Linked DNA regions of Mus musculus: region 1 is linked to region 2. Evidence: chromatin loops called from intact Hi-C (ENCODE). Cell type or tissue: left cerebral cortex. All regions are shown on one strand. Links, peaks and the distances in the headings refer to the core of each region. The heading gives the core; the rest is flanking DNA.

Evidence for each region. Hi-C counts contacts between places; a loop is a spot of excess contacts. Peaks named below come from ENCODE experiments on the same cell type or tissue, not always from the same donor. Only the 100,000 strongest peaks of a DNase experiment are listed, where the experiment ranks them.
Region 1: it touches region 2 in a loop (13-fold over the local background); 2 of 42 quality-filtered maps call a loop at or near these places.

The regions. Positions count from the first base shown.
Region 1 is chr14:37,465,028-37,472,029 of GRCm38, reverse strand. No RefSeq gene overlaps it. Among named protein-coding and RNA genes, the nearest start is that of Gm23909, 31 kb to the right of the region's middle. In left cerebral cortex, for the core only: no CTCF peak of the experiment used is centred there; a DNase peak (open chromatin) is centred at 3,112.
Region 2 is chr14:37,566,141-37,573,142 of GRCm38, reverse strand. No RefSeq gene overlaps it. Among named protein-coding and RNA genes, the nearest start is that of Gm31393, 37 kb to the left of the region's middle. In left cerebral cortex, for the core only: no CTCF peak of the experiment used is centred there; DNase peaks (open chromatin) are centred at 2,208, 2,467 and 2,724.

The DNA.
Region 1 (7,002 bases), core at 1,671-4,170, 100 kb after region 2:
AAACTTGTACAACAGATGGCACTCGAGGTTTTGAAAAGAGCAAATAAGACCAAATTAAATGTATCTTTGAAAAAAAATCTCACTAATGTCTATAGTATGAAAATAAAATATATAGCAACCAACCAGATGAAATTCATAATGAGCAGAATAGTGACCTCTAAAGCAAACATCAAAGTGAGAAATCTATGTAGGAGGCCAACAATAAAAACAAAATGGAAATACAAAGAAATCAAATCCTAAGGAAGGCAAAAACAAGTGAAAAGGAAACATCAAAAGTTGAAAGAAATCTCCTCTCTTGCATAAATTGTCCTTATTTGAGTTGTTTTAGCTTTTGTATTGTTAGCTTTGATTTTAAGATTATCCTTTTTATTTTCAGTGTCACTTCTATTGTCTTCTCTTTTTCCCTTACCTACCATCCATACACTTACCCTCTTAATTTCTATCTCATTTTTGCTTGCTTTCATCCACTCATTTCTTTTTACTCCTCAACAGTAAGTCTCTATATCAAAAATAATCTTTAGATTCCATTTATTCGAAGAATATTCCAATACTCCTTCTATTTACCCGTTTCTCTTTACTTTACTCTGTAGCTCTAATATCCATCCCACGTTGGCTAATCTTTGTTGCCAACTTCACACTCTTGGAAATAGGAAACCTTAACTGAAAAGTTGTGAGGAGCCGCCCTCACAGTCGCCGTTACAAGATGGCGCTGACATCCGTTGCTCATAGTAAAATGTGCGCAGGCGTCAGGGTATCATTCCATTACTTGAGCCCTGCCTTTCTCGTGGTGTTAACTGACTGATAGTGGGCAGCCAATCCCAGTGGTGCACATCTCCAACCGTTTTTTCGCAGCCTATAAAAGGGAAGGGTTTTCTGCTCTCTGGGTCTCCTCTCCTGAAGCTGATCATCTATCTCTCGAGATGTATTAAAGCTGTACTGCAGAAGGATCCAAGTGGCCTGCGTGCGTTTTGCTGGCGAGACGGTAGCGTGGGTCAAAAAGTTATCTTGGTCAGATTGGCTTATGAACGTGTGTGTAGGCATTTTTAAAATTGGTAAGTGATACAAAAGGATGCATCTCATTGTAGACAGTGCCATTTCTTGGCAACTTGGCCTGGGCTATATAAGAAAGGTAGCTGAGCAAGCCAGAGGAAGCATGCCAGTCAAATACATTCTTCTGTGGTTTTTGCTTTAACCTTCTGCAGTGAATTCCTTCTTTGTCTTCTATCAATGATGGGCTCTTTACTGCCCAAGGTGTTTTTTTTTTTTTGTTTTTTTTTTTTGTTTGTTTTTTTTTTTTTTTTGTTCAGTGTTTTATCAGAGCAACAAAAACAAAACCACATCTATAGTCTTATAAAATATTCTCTTTCCATTCCTCCCATTAGTAAGTAATCCTTTAGCTTACAATGTACTACCCTTATTCTTTGTCTCTCATAACTTATTGTAGTTGAGAGCTTATTTTTAATTGGTTATTACTATACTTGTATAGCAGGCATTGGCTCAGTAGTGGTTGCTTCTGCAGTTAATATTCTGCTTCAAACATTTTTATAGAGACTATGCCTGCTGCTCCGAGCCTGTGCATCAATGCTGTATCTACTGAGCTATAACTAAGTAGCATTATACTGATGATGAACAACCTCTCAACCACAGTAAAATGCAACTATCTCAGCTGAAAGAATATAATGATAAAAATTTCAAACCAACATTCTAACCCCACTTTTTCAACTCTCGGTGAAGAAACAAAATAAACACAGAAATTAAGGTGGTGGGGTTATTCCAGAAATTACAAAGTATATAGTAATGAATTCTAGTTAAAATAGACTTTTGAAATTCCACACCAGTATTTCAAAAATAATTGTAAACATGTTTAATGAAATAAAACAGGACACAAACTCCTGAATGAATTAAAAGGGAACACATATAAATAGCCAGATGAAATAAAGGAGTCAGCATAATATTTAAAGGTGCAATCTAAGAAGCATGTAGAAATACTTTAAATAATCAAACTGGAATTTTGCAGAAATAAGAAGCCCAATAGTCAAATAAAAAAAACCTCAGTGGAAAAACCTCACCAATAGCATAGACATGTAGAAAACTAACACTGTGATTTAAAGATAACTTATAAGACTTAAAACTTCCATACAACAAGAATTATAAAGGAAGAACAAAGTACAAATAGAGCATATGAGACCTATGCAATGCCACTAAAACCTAAATGAAAGACACTATATGTGTATTAGACTGACAAGAAAAACTATTTATACTGAGTGCTGTGCGACAAATAGAATTCTCATACACAGTCATTGGTCATGTAAGATAAAATGGCCACTTTGGAGAAGGAAATGATACCTACCATATGAGTTATCCATTTTAACCCTATAGATTTACCGCAAAGTAGGTCACATGCACAAGTCATTGTAAACACTGTACATAAAATTCATTGCAGATATTTTTCCAATATCTTGAAGGAACTCAAATGATCATACTAGATGGAAAACTCAGCAATTAAGTGGAAAATGCTACCAGTACAAGCCATGTTGTGGATTATTCCAGTAATTATCCTGAATGAAAGAACATGGGCAACAGCAGGAGTGGAGAATGTCCAGATCCACTGGTAAACAGGCAAGGAAGTGCAAACTGCTGTGTGCTGGCTGAAAGCACATCCACGAGTACCAGAGGCAGAGGCAGGAAGAGCAGACAGAAGACATTACAAAAGGAAAATAAAAATTTGTACAGTGGAGGTTTTCAGTGCGATTTTTGGATGACTTTCTTGATTGGGATTACTTCACAAGTGTAGACTAATGTCATACCTACAAATTTGTGTGCTTTAAATACATGCAATGCACTGTTCAGTGACACCTCCATAAAGCTGCTGTTAGAAACACAGACACATACAATTAATTATACTGGCCATATGATAACTACAGTTTTATTACAAAGTCGATCCTGTGTTCTCTAGAGTCTCATAAGACAAATCTTGTAAGTTATATCTTCTTTACCCTACACAGTGTTTCTCTGTGACATTAGGGGTATACACATTGGAGATCTCAAAGTCTAAACTCTTTCATGAACGTGAGGCTCCCTTCCAAATGGATTTGCCAGCCAGCCTCAGCATTCCTCCCACACATGAAGTTTATGGTAGACTCTCTCTGGGTGTTTTCTGAAACCCATCTGTGTTCTTTGCCTCAAATTTCTTTTAAGAATATGCCCTCAAGAGATGAACATTTACTAAATATATTCTCCATCACAGATCTGTGAAACATCTTAAGAGATTCTGAACTGACTTATAAGGAAAAATCAAAACATGGAAAGTAACAAATTGAATAAAAACAACTAGATACAAATGGAGACAGTGTATAAAGCACCATGCTTCCGCCAAAAGTATCCGATAGACTTATAGATGCCTTTGGTGACTCACTGAAGGAATAGATATTCTTTTGGCTGGTGAATGTTAAAAGTCACAGAAGAAGATGCCATGCAGAAGGGATGGTATACTACAATAATAACCCTAGGCACAATAGGCATAAAGAAAAACCCAAAACGAGGTAAATTAGTGATATGAGCTTAGGTTTTCTTTTCAAGGAGCACTGCTTCATATTTTTTGAGCAATAAAATTGTACCTTTCTCCTTCAGAAAATGTTTTCAAAGTCTGAAATGAAAAATCTGCCAAGCATGTACCTGTCCCATGGAGAATGAGCACCTAGGGAGTGGATAGGCTGCCATATTGAATGGGACAAGCAATTTCTGGAGTCCTGAAGCTTACTTTTTGCTACAGGATGCCCTCTTGGAAAGAAGAAAATTCACAAGAATTGGCAAAGCTGTTTCAGAAAAAGACATTCTTCATAATCTTCCAGCTTAAAGGAAAGCTAAGAGTGTATAGTCACTGCAGCAAGATTTTCCAAGCTTTTTTTTTAACACTTAAAATATTTCTTTGTTCTGTACCCTTCCATTACTTCAGTGTTTATCTTTACTGGGGAGCAAAGCCAGCACTTTGTTTGAACTAAATAATATAGTCAGAGGGTGTTTTGCTCTGTTTTGTACATGTATGTGGCAGAAGGATAATGTGTGTGTGTGTGTGTGTATGTCTGTGTGTGTCTGTGTGTGTGTGTGTGTGTGTGTGTGTGTGTGTGTGTGTGTGCACTCTCTCTAGCACACACACACACACACACACACACACACACACACACACACACACCAGGTTATCATTGTGTACCATAGGCTGATCTTGAACTTGATATGCAGTCCAGGTTGGACTCAAACTCTGTAAAATTCCTGATTCTGCTTCCCAAATGCCGAGGCATATAGTAAAATGCTTTGCTCAGTGCTTATCTTTGAACTGAACCTCTTGTTTCTTCAACTAAGAAATTGCACTTAGAGGGGAAACTCCTTCTATTTCCAACAAGATTTCTCCAAAGTGTTTTCTGGTATTAAGACAAAAATAATCACTACCTGCCTGAGGCTCTCACATTATATTATCATTATTGTTATTATTATTATTACTTTTAATTATTTACAGTCCAGGCATTATCTCCCTCGAGGTTCACCCGCTAACAGCTCCTCATCCCATTCCTCCCCACTGTCTCCAAGAGGATTGTCCCACCCCTCCATCCCAGCCAGGCCTCCCAACTCTCTGGGGAATTAGGCACGTCTTCTTCCACTGAGGCCAGACAAGGCAGTCCTCTGATGTATATGTGTCAAGGACCTTGGACCAGCTAGTGCATGCTCCCTAGTTGGTGGCTCAGTGTGCAAGTGATCTCAGGGGTCCAGGTTAATTGAGACTGCGGGTATTCCTATGGGGTCATCCTCCTCCTCTGCTTCTTCCAGCCTTTCCTTAATTCAACCACAGGGTTGCTGGACTTCCATCCATTGGTTGAATGTAAGTATATGTGTCTGTCTCCATCAGCTGCTGGTAGGGCCTCTCAGAGGACAGCCATACTAGGCTCCTGTCTGTAAGCACAACATAGCATCAGTAATAGTATCTGGCCTTAGAGCCTTTGAGATGGCTCCCAAGTTGGGCCAGTCACTTGAATTCCTTTCCCTCAGTCTCTTCTCCATTTTTGTCTCTGCAGTTCTTTTAGATAGGAACAATTCTGGCTCAGAGTTTTTGACTGTGGGATGGCAACCCCATCCCTCCACAGGGGCAGAAGGAGGGAAGGACCTGCTTGGGAGAGGGGACGAGAAGGGGGAAAAGGAAAGATGATCAGGTATTGCGGGGTTGGAGAGAAGCCCTGAGTGCCAGCAAAATGAGTGGAAATATGCAACATCAGGGATGGGAAGTGGGAGGACCCTCTAGAAAGTACCAGAAACCTAGGAGGTGAGAAATCCTCAGGACACAAAGGAAGGGAACTTAGATGAAATTCCCAACAGTGGGGAGAGGGAATTTGTAGTGTCCACCTCCAGTAGAAAGACTGCATCACCATGAGGCTCCCTCATTTGAAAAGACAAGGGCCTGTTAGCAGAGAAAGGATCTAGTCAATTGCTCTGAGCTGACTGACTGAATGCTTGTGTGAGATGATGGAAGAAACCTCCCTTGTGCCTCAGATGTCTGTGATGCAGCCTCCTTCCCAACTTAGTTCCTTCATTGATTCTAGTCTTCAAACCCAACCCCTAGGTTTGGTCCTGTGTTCTAAAAAACTTTAGGATCTTCTGCCGTATAAGCTAAAGATGCAGATAACTACCTATAATGAAAATCATAAGCAATCTAAGTGCTCACAAAGAAGTAAATAAACCCATATGTCATGGTAAAATTTAAACTATTGGCTATATGAATTTTAAACAGACATTTATATATAGTGACTTTGTGCATCTGAAACACCAAAATACATAGGTATGTTGAAGTGTCTTCATAAATTTATTTTAAAACTACTGGAAAGGAATATACCATTTGTGGAAAATGAGATGAAATAGGTGCAGGAATGTGTTTCTTTACTTGGTACAATTGGGGTTGAAGTTGGAATTGTGGATAATTTTATCTTTTGCTGTCTTTATATTTTTTATAATATATTTTATTTAAAAATAGCTAAAAAGAGAAGATTTTTTAGTATTGTTCCTACAAAGAAGTGGTACATGATGAGATAAGAAATATGTTAAATATCATGATTTTATTATAACATCCACATGTATCAAATTGTCACAAAGTCTCCCATAAATATGCACAGTTATTACCTGTTAATTAAAATTAATTTTAAAGAAATAAAGTATGAATAAAAACAAAATAGTGACAAAGTAATAATATGTATTTTTGTCTTTTTAATTTTTACCTTTGAACCAATTAAACAAGGACATTAAGTAGGTGAAAATTATGTCTATTTTCAGACTTGATCATTGTTGCATTCCTCTTGCATAGGATTATTAATCTGAAATATTAAAAGTATTCAGCATATTTTTCTCTTTTTTTTCTTTTTCTCAGCACCAGTAACTCAACTCGGAACCTCAATAGATGTTAATCAAGTGTTCTACTGCAGGGCAATACCCATAGCTTCCAGACATTTCTAAAACACATGAAATGACTCAGTATGTTCCGTCTGACACACTCTGGTCTAATGACCCTGGTGTAACTTGGTTTTGCCTTGTTTCTTGGACCCCATCATTGTAAGTGTGCACCCACCACCTCTACCCCTTTAACATAATTGTGTATTTATCAACTTCTATTTCATCATCATAGCTATGTAACCACCACCCTTGATCCCATCACCATGGCCCTGAACTCACATTACTCTTGCACCTGCATTTTAATCTTTCTTTTATGGTGGCCAATCCACTAAGTAAAAGTCTGACCTTGCTCTCCTGGTCCTCTACAAGAGAGGCATAATCCATTTTATACTCAGTAGTCAGCAGAAACACTGGCACCTGGTAGAGAATCAATTGTACTTTCAGCAGAGCCAGCTCCAAGGTTACCCATCAAGTGGTTGTCCTTGTCTGTACTTCAGAAAAGTTCCCCAGACCACTTTCATGGCTACTGTTTAGTTGCTGCCTTACCTGTAGGTGTCTAATCTGTTTAACACA
Region 2 (7,002 bases), core at 1,645-4,144:
CAGGAAGCTATGATGTGGGATGCACACTGTATTTATTTGGGAGAAGTACCCACTGTTACAGAGGACAGCCTTTAAGTTGCTAAAATTTCTAAGAGGGAGGTGAAGTCAAGTCAGAGATAAATAAAATTCCAGGATAGGAGCCACTCACCAGCAACCACAGACTTGGGGGGAAGTCACAAAATATCTGGACAGTTCCAGTCAGGCATCATTCCTAACCTTCATTTATTTGGTGACAAGAAGAACTCAATGGGAAATGTTTTAAAGTAGCTATAGGACAGACAGCTGAAAAACAGAAAACTATAATTACTAGAAGGGGGTTACAGAAAGCATGGGGATAAATCCTAGAGCTAAGATATGTAGAATAAACAGGATCTGGTAAAATGGGCAAAAGAAAGAATGGATGGGGAAAAGATGAATGAATAGGATTACAAGACAAAACAGTGAGATAGAGGGAAAGACATGAACATCAAAAGAAACCTAGTAAGATGGCCCTTACCCTGGGCCATGACCCTGAGTTCAGACTCTTAGTACTGATACCTTAATCTTGGTAAGTTTAAAATCCATTTAGATGAGCATTCATTTTACATTGTCATGTCTAACATAGCAGCAACACCCACACTTTGCTTAGAAATCTTCGGATCTCAAAATCTCAAAACCAAGAAGCACCATGGGATTTCATGACTTGGTGCTTGGTTGTCTGTTGGGAAGCCACAAAGCTTCCGCTCTCACGTTCTGAGGAGTGTTGCGGGCAAGAGAAACAGTTTTATGTGCCTGTGGCTACCCATCAGTCCAGAAGTAAAAGAAAAACTTTTCCAACTGCTTTTTCATACTCAAATCGTGTTAAATTTGAAATCGACAGCTGTGCACTTTAACCACATTCTCTTGCGTGATTTATGCCAATTGCACTCCTTAAATAAAGCTTCCACTTGAGCTGTGGAAATAGATTTCCTGCCTGAGCAACTCGTTCTGCTAGAAATAAGTGTTGAGTCAGATCTGTGACAAAGACGCTTCCAAAAGGAATACGCACCACCAACAACAACTTCCTATCTGAGGTGGATTTGTGTTTGGTGCCAGGGAATCTTTCTGCAATGCTTTTGGTATAAGTTTCCCCATAGAAACAGAGTAAAGTACACTTCTGGGGAATGGGAATTACCTGGAGAGCAATTTAAAGTACCTTTCCAGGCTGAAAAATGTAATGTAAAATAGATATGCACTCTAACAGTTACTTCTTCCTCCACTTTGAGGGCCACAAAAGTAAAAGCATATTTTAAAGACATAATCTGAAAAAAAAAAGTTAACTCTAGAATTTGTTCCACACTCACTTTTCTAAGAAAAAAAGTAGCTTTTGCAACTTCATAATAAATAAAAGCCATCTGATGAACATTTTCCCCGTTGCTTATCTACATTATGACAAGCACTTTATGTGTCATCTCATTTTATCCTTAAAACAACCTTACGTTGAAAGCATGATGATTTCCTGGCAACTGCAAACTAGAGACTTTAGAAATTGCTTCAAGACCATGGGCTACTAAAACTCAGAACCAAAATTAGCTTATTCCAAACTGTTTAATCAGTAGCATATGTGGCCTCAAGTTGGGGCATCTTTATTAGAAGGTATGTGCCATGGGTTACTAAGGGAAATACCTGGACAAAGGTTATGCAAAATATGAAGATTATTAAGAATAAAATTTGAAATAAACACCTATAAAAAAGTTAGAAACAGCAGTTAAGTAGACTATATGAGATGCAAATGTACTGACTTCTACCATATATGTAAACTTGACACAATTGAGAAGCAGTCAGAAATAAACAGGGACATTGAGAGAAGCTGCTTATCAAGAGTCCAGGCCAACACAAACAGTATTTCACATTATTATATAGAAATAGATTTTAATAACAGTATACCAAGCAGGATTTTCAACATGATGTTTCTGTGCAAGTATTAAATTTCTCTTTTATGTATTTATGTCTGTCCTTTTCTCTTGTGTGTACATACATGTGTATGCATGCATGCAGAGGCCAGGGATTGAAATCATGTGTCCTCTTCAATCACTTTCCACCACAGGTTTTGAGATCCCATCTCTAATTGGACCTGGACCTTACCTTTCAGTTATACTGACTGGCCAGAAATGGGTCCTGTTTGTCTTCAAGCCCAGGGATTATAGGAACACACTGCTGCTGCCCTAGCTTTGTACATAGATACTAGGGAACTGCAATAGGATTCTTCTCAGATAATCAGAGAACAGAACTGACATGCCTTCATCTCTTACTTGTGGCCAATCTTAATGCTAAAAACATTCATTTACAACTTTACATATTCCTCACAAAAATTGCCCTCATTTAGATGCATTTTATTTACAACAAAATTGAATTTCACAAAGATTAAATTTCTCAAAGGTTAAAATATCTAGAAATGGCTGCTTCCAAAAACTGCACAGGCACTTGGCTATGCTACAATTTTTTTGCACTGTGGCTGTGAAGAAATGCCTGCAATATCCAACACCCTTACTGGCATTTAGTTTGTTTTCTTAAGGCCTCTGAACATTCATAAAGCATGAAAATATACTGTGTGTAAATTTTTTGTGGTGCTTCAGAACAAAATGTTAATGCAGGCAAAGAGTAATTATGAATGTGATAAAGATAATACCAAGTTTTCACAAGTGACATGGATGGCACACCTTCAGAGAAGCAAGAAGGTTCTGAAGTTCTGTGCCATTTTCTCCAACAGTTGTCTATTTAGACTTCAGTCCCACTCAAGAGGCAGGAACCCATTTCTGCATCTGTAAACCTAGCCAACAATTCAAGGATGGTGATGTTATGGACTGTTGAAGAGAAAACTACTGCAATTTTCTTAAGCCAATACAATTCCTACATACAAATCCTTACACCCACCAAGAAGATTCTTCTTGCAGCAGACAAGAGACCATTACAGAGAGCCACAACTGGTCAAAAATGAGATTAAGTGATTATGACTGTAGACTGCCCAGTACCAGATGATTACATCTCTAGTATAAGCCCTACACCTAACTCTCAGGGAACATAACAGAAGTGAGTGTGGAAAACTATGAGGAGAGAGGACCAGGAAGTTGGCTTCAAGACTGTCTTTTAGATCTAACAGAAAAGCTGTCTCCATGAAAACTCAGCAATATGATTGCCTAAACAATACCTGAATAGAAAACAACATTTGAAATCCCATATGGATGGGAGAAATCTCACAGGGCTCAACCCCTGGATGAAGAACTACCAGCAATTAATAACTGCTAAGAGAGGGAGACATGCTCTTACCCAGGCATGAGTGTCCTAACTGGTACCCAATACTAAATGGTCAACTTTCTTTAAAAGCATACATGCAAGCAACACTAACCAGACTCCCCAAGTGTTTGTGTGTGTGTGTGTGTGTGTGTGTGTGTGTGTGTATGAATGAGAGATTTGATAGAGATAGATAGATAGATAGATAGATAGATAGATAGATAGATAGATAATTGTGTATGTCAGTGAATGTTGTTCAGTTTGAGTAAGAATGCCCCCTTTGTTCCATCCAATAGCTGACTGTGAGGATCCACTTCTGTGTTTGCCAGGCACTGGCATAGCCTCACAAGAGACACCTATATCAGAGTCCCTTCTGCAAAATCTTGCTGGCGTATGCAATAGTGTCTGTGTTTGGTGGCTGATAATGGGATGGATCCCCGGGTGGGGCAGTCTCTGGATGGACTATCCTTTTGTCTCAGCTCCAAACTTTGTCTCTGTAACTCCTTCCATGGGTGTTTTGTTCCCAATTCTAAGAAGGGGCGAAGTCTCTAGCTGCAGATGTAGCAGAAGATGGCCTACTCAGCCATCATTGGGAAGAAAGGCCCCTTGGTCTTGCAAACTTTATATGCCCCAGTACAGGGGAACACCAGGGCCAAGAAGTAGGAGTGGGTGGGGAAGGGAGCAGGGGGCAGGATGGTATAGGCAACTTTTGGGATAGCATTTGAAATGTAAATGAAGTAAATACCTAATAAAAAATTGGAAAAATAAAAAAGTAAAAATAAAAATAAAAAAAAGAATGCCCCCTTTGTGTAGGCTCATATATTTGAGTGCTTTGTCATCAGGGAGTAGCGCTGAGGATTAAAAGGATAAGAAGGAGTGATGTGTTGAAGTCGTATTGCTTTGTTGGAGGAAGTATTTTACTGGGGGGTGTGCTTTGAGGTTTAAAAAAGCCCACAGCAGGCCCAATCTCTCTCCCTCCCTCCCTCCCTCCCTCCCTCCCTCCCTCCCTCCCTTCCTTTCTACTCCCTCCACCTCTCCCTCTCTATCCCCCTCCTTCTACCTCTCCCTCTCTCTGCCATGCTCTCATTGCCCTGGTGATAATGGATTAACCCTCTGAAACTATGAGCAAGTGCCCAGTTAAATGCTTTCTTTTGTAAGAGTTGCCTTGATGTTTCTTCCTAACAATAGGACAGTGACTAAAACAACATATACATTTTTATTTATGTGCATGGAATAATAATAAGTTTTTAAAAGGCTAAGAATTTGAGAAGAAGCTGTGGTGAATATATATTGTATTGGAGGGACAGGAAGGGAAAATAATGTCATGATATTTAAATTAAGAATAACATAATACGACATTGCCTGAGCATCGGCAGCAGACATCTTGGTTCCGGGACCCCGGTGAGGGTATTCTGCACAGGTGAGTGTGCGGAATACAGAAGCTAAGAGCTTCTGGGACAGGCGGGAGCCACAGAGCTTCTAAGGTAGCCCCCTTTTCGGGCCCTAGACATCCGGCCACTTTCCCTGCCAGAGGATAAAGGTCCGCCCGGGCCAGGAGCGCTTGGCCTGAGCATCGGCTGCAGACATCTTATTTCTGGAACCCCGCCAAGAGTATTCTGCACAGGTGAAAGTGCTGAATACAGAAGCTAACAGCTGCTGGGACAGGTGGGAGCCACAGAGCTTCTAAAGCAGCCCCCTTTTCGGGCCCCAGACATTTGGCCACTTTTCCGGCCAGAGGATAGGGGTCTGCCCGGGCCAGGAGCGCTTAGCCTGAGCATCGGCTGCAGACATCTCAGTTCCAGGACTCCTCTGAGAGTATTTTGCACAGGTGAGAGTGTAGAATACAGAAGCTAACAGCTTCTGGGACAGGCCAAAGCAACTCAGCTTCGGGACAGGTCCTGTTTTGGGCCTTTGTCTTCGGCCAGGAGGGAGGTCCTAATGCCAGATATCTGTGCACCTTCCCTGTAAGAGGAGAGCTTGCCTGCAGAGAGTGCTCTGACCACTGAAACTCAGAGGAGAGATCTAGTCTCCCAGGTCTGCTGATAGAGGCTAACAGAATCACCTGAGGAACAAGCTCTAACCAGAGACAACTAAATCAACTAACTCCAGAGATTATCAGATGGCAAAGGTAAGAATAAGACCACTCACCATCACCAGAGCCCAGCACTCCCACCTTGCCCAGTCCAGGGCACCCCAACAAACCCGAAAAGCTAGACCTGGATCTAAAAGAATATCTCATGATGATGGTAGAGGACATCAAGAAGGACTTTAATAACTCACTCAAAGAAATACAGGAGAACACTGATAAACTGGTAGACGATCTTAAAGATGAAGTACAAAAATCCCTTAAAGAATTACAAGAAAACACAACCAAACAAGTGATTGAAATGAATAAAACCATCCAAGACCTAAAAAGGGAAGTAGACACAATGAAGAAAACCCAAAGTGAGGCAACGCTGGAGATAGAAACCCTAGGAAAGAAATCTGGAACCATAGATGCAAGCATCAGCAACAGAATACAAGAGATGGAAGAGAGAATCTCAGGTGCAGAAGATTCCATAGAGAACATCAGCACAACAATCAAAGAAAATACAAAACTCAAAAAGATCCTAACTCAAAACATCCAGGAAATCCAGGACACAATGAGAAGACCAAACCTACGGATAATAGGAGTAGATGAGAATGAAGATTTTCAACTCAAAGGGCCAGCAAATATCTTCAACAAAATTATAGAAGAAAACTTCCCAAACCTAAAGAAAGAGATGCCCATGAACATACAAGAAGCCTATAGAACCCCAAATAGACTGGACCAGAAAAGAAATTCCTCCCGACACATTAATAATCAGAACAACAAATGCACTAAATAAAGATAGAATACGAAAAGCAGTAGAACAACAAATGCACTAAATAAAGATAGAATACGAAAAGCAGTAAGGGAAAAGGGTCAAGTAACATATAAAGGCAAGCCTATCAAAATTACACCATATTTTTCACCAGAGACTGTGAAAGCAAGAAGAGCTTGGACAGATGTTATACAGACACTAAGAGAACACAAATGCCAACCCAGGATACTATACCCAGCCAAACTTTCAATAACCTTAGATGGAGAAACAAAAGTATTCCATGACAGAACCAAATTCACACATTATCTTTCCACGAATCCTGCCTGTCAAAGGATAATAACAGAAAAAAACCAATACAAGGATGGAAACCACATCCTAGAAAAAGCAAGAAGGTAATCCCTCAACAAACCTAAAACAAGACAGCCACAAGAACAGAATGCCAACTTTAACAACAAAAATAATAGGAAGCAACAATTACTTTTTCTTAATATCAATGGACTCAATACCCCAATAAAAAGACATAGACTAACAGACTGGCTACACAAACAGGGCCCAACATTTGGTGCTTACCGGAAACTCATCTCAGAGAAAAAGATAGACACTACCTCAGAATGAAAGGCTGGAAAACAATTTTCCAAGCAAATGGTATGAAGAAACAAGCTGGAGTAGCCATTCTAATATCAGATAAAATTGACTTCCAACCCAAAGTTATCAAAAAAGACAAGGAGGGACACTTCATAAACATCAAAGGTAAAATCCTCGAAGAGGAACTCTCAATTCTGAATATCTACGCTCCAAATGCAAGGGCAGCCACATTCATTAAAGACACTTTAGTAAAGCTCAAAGCACACATTGCACCTCACACAATAATAGTGGAAGACTTCAACACACCACTTTCATCAATGGACAG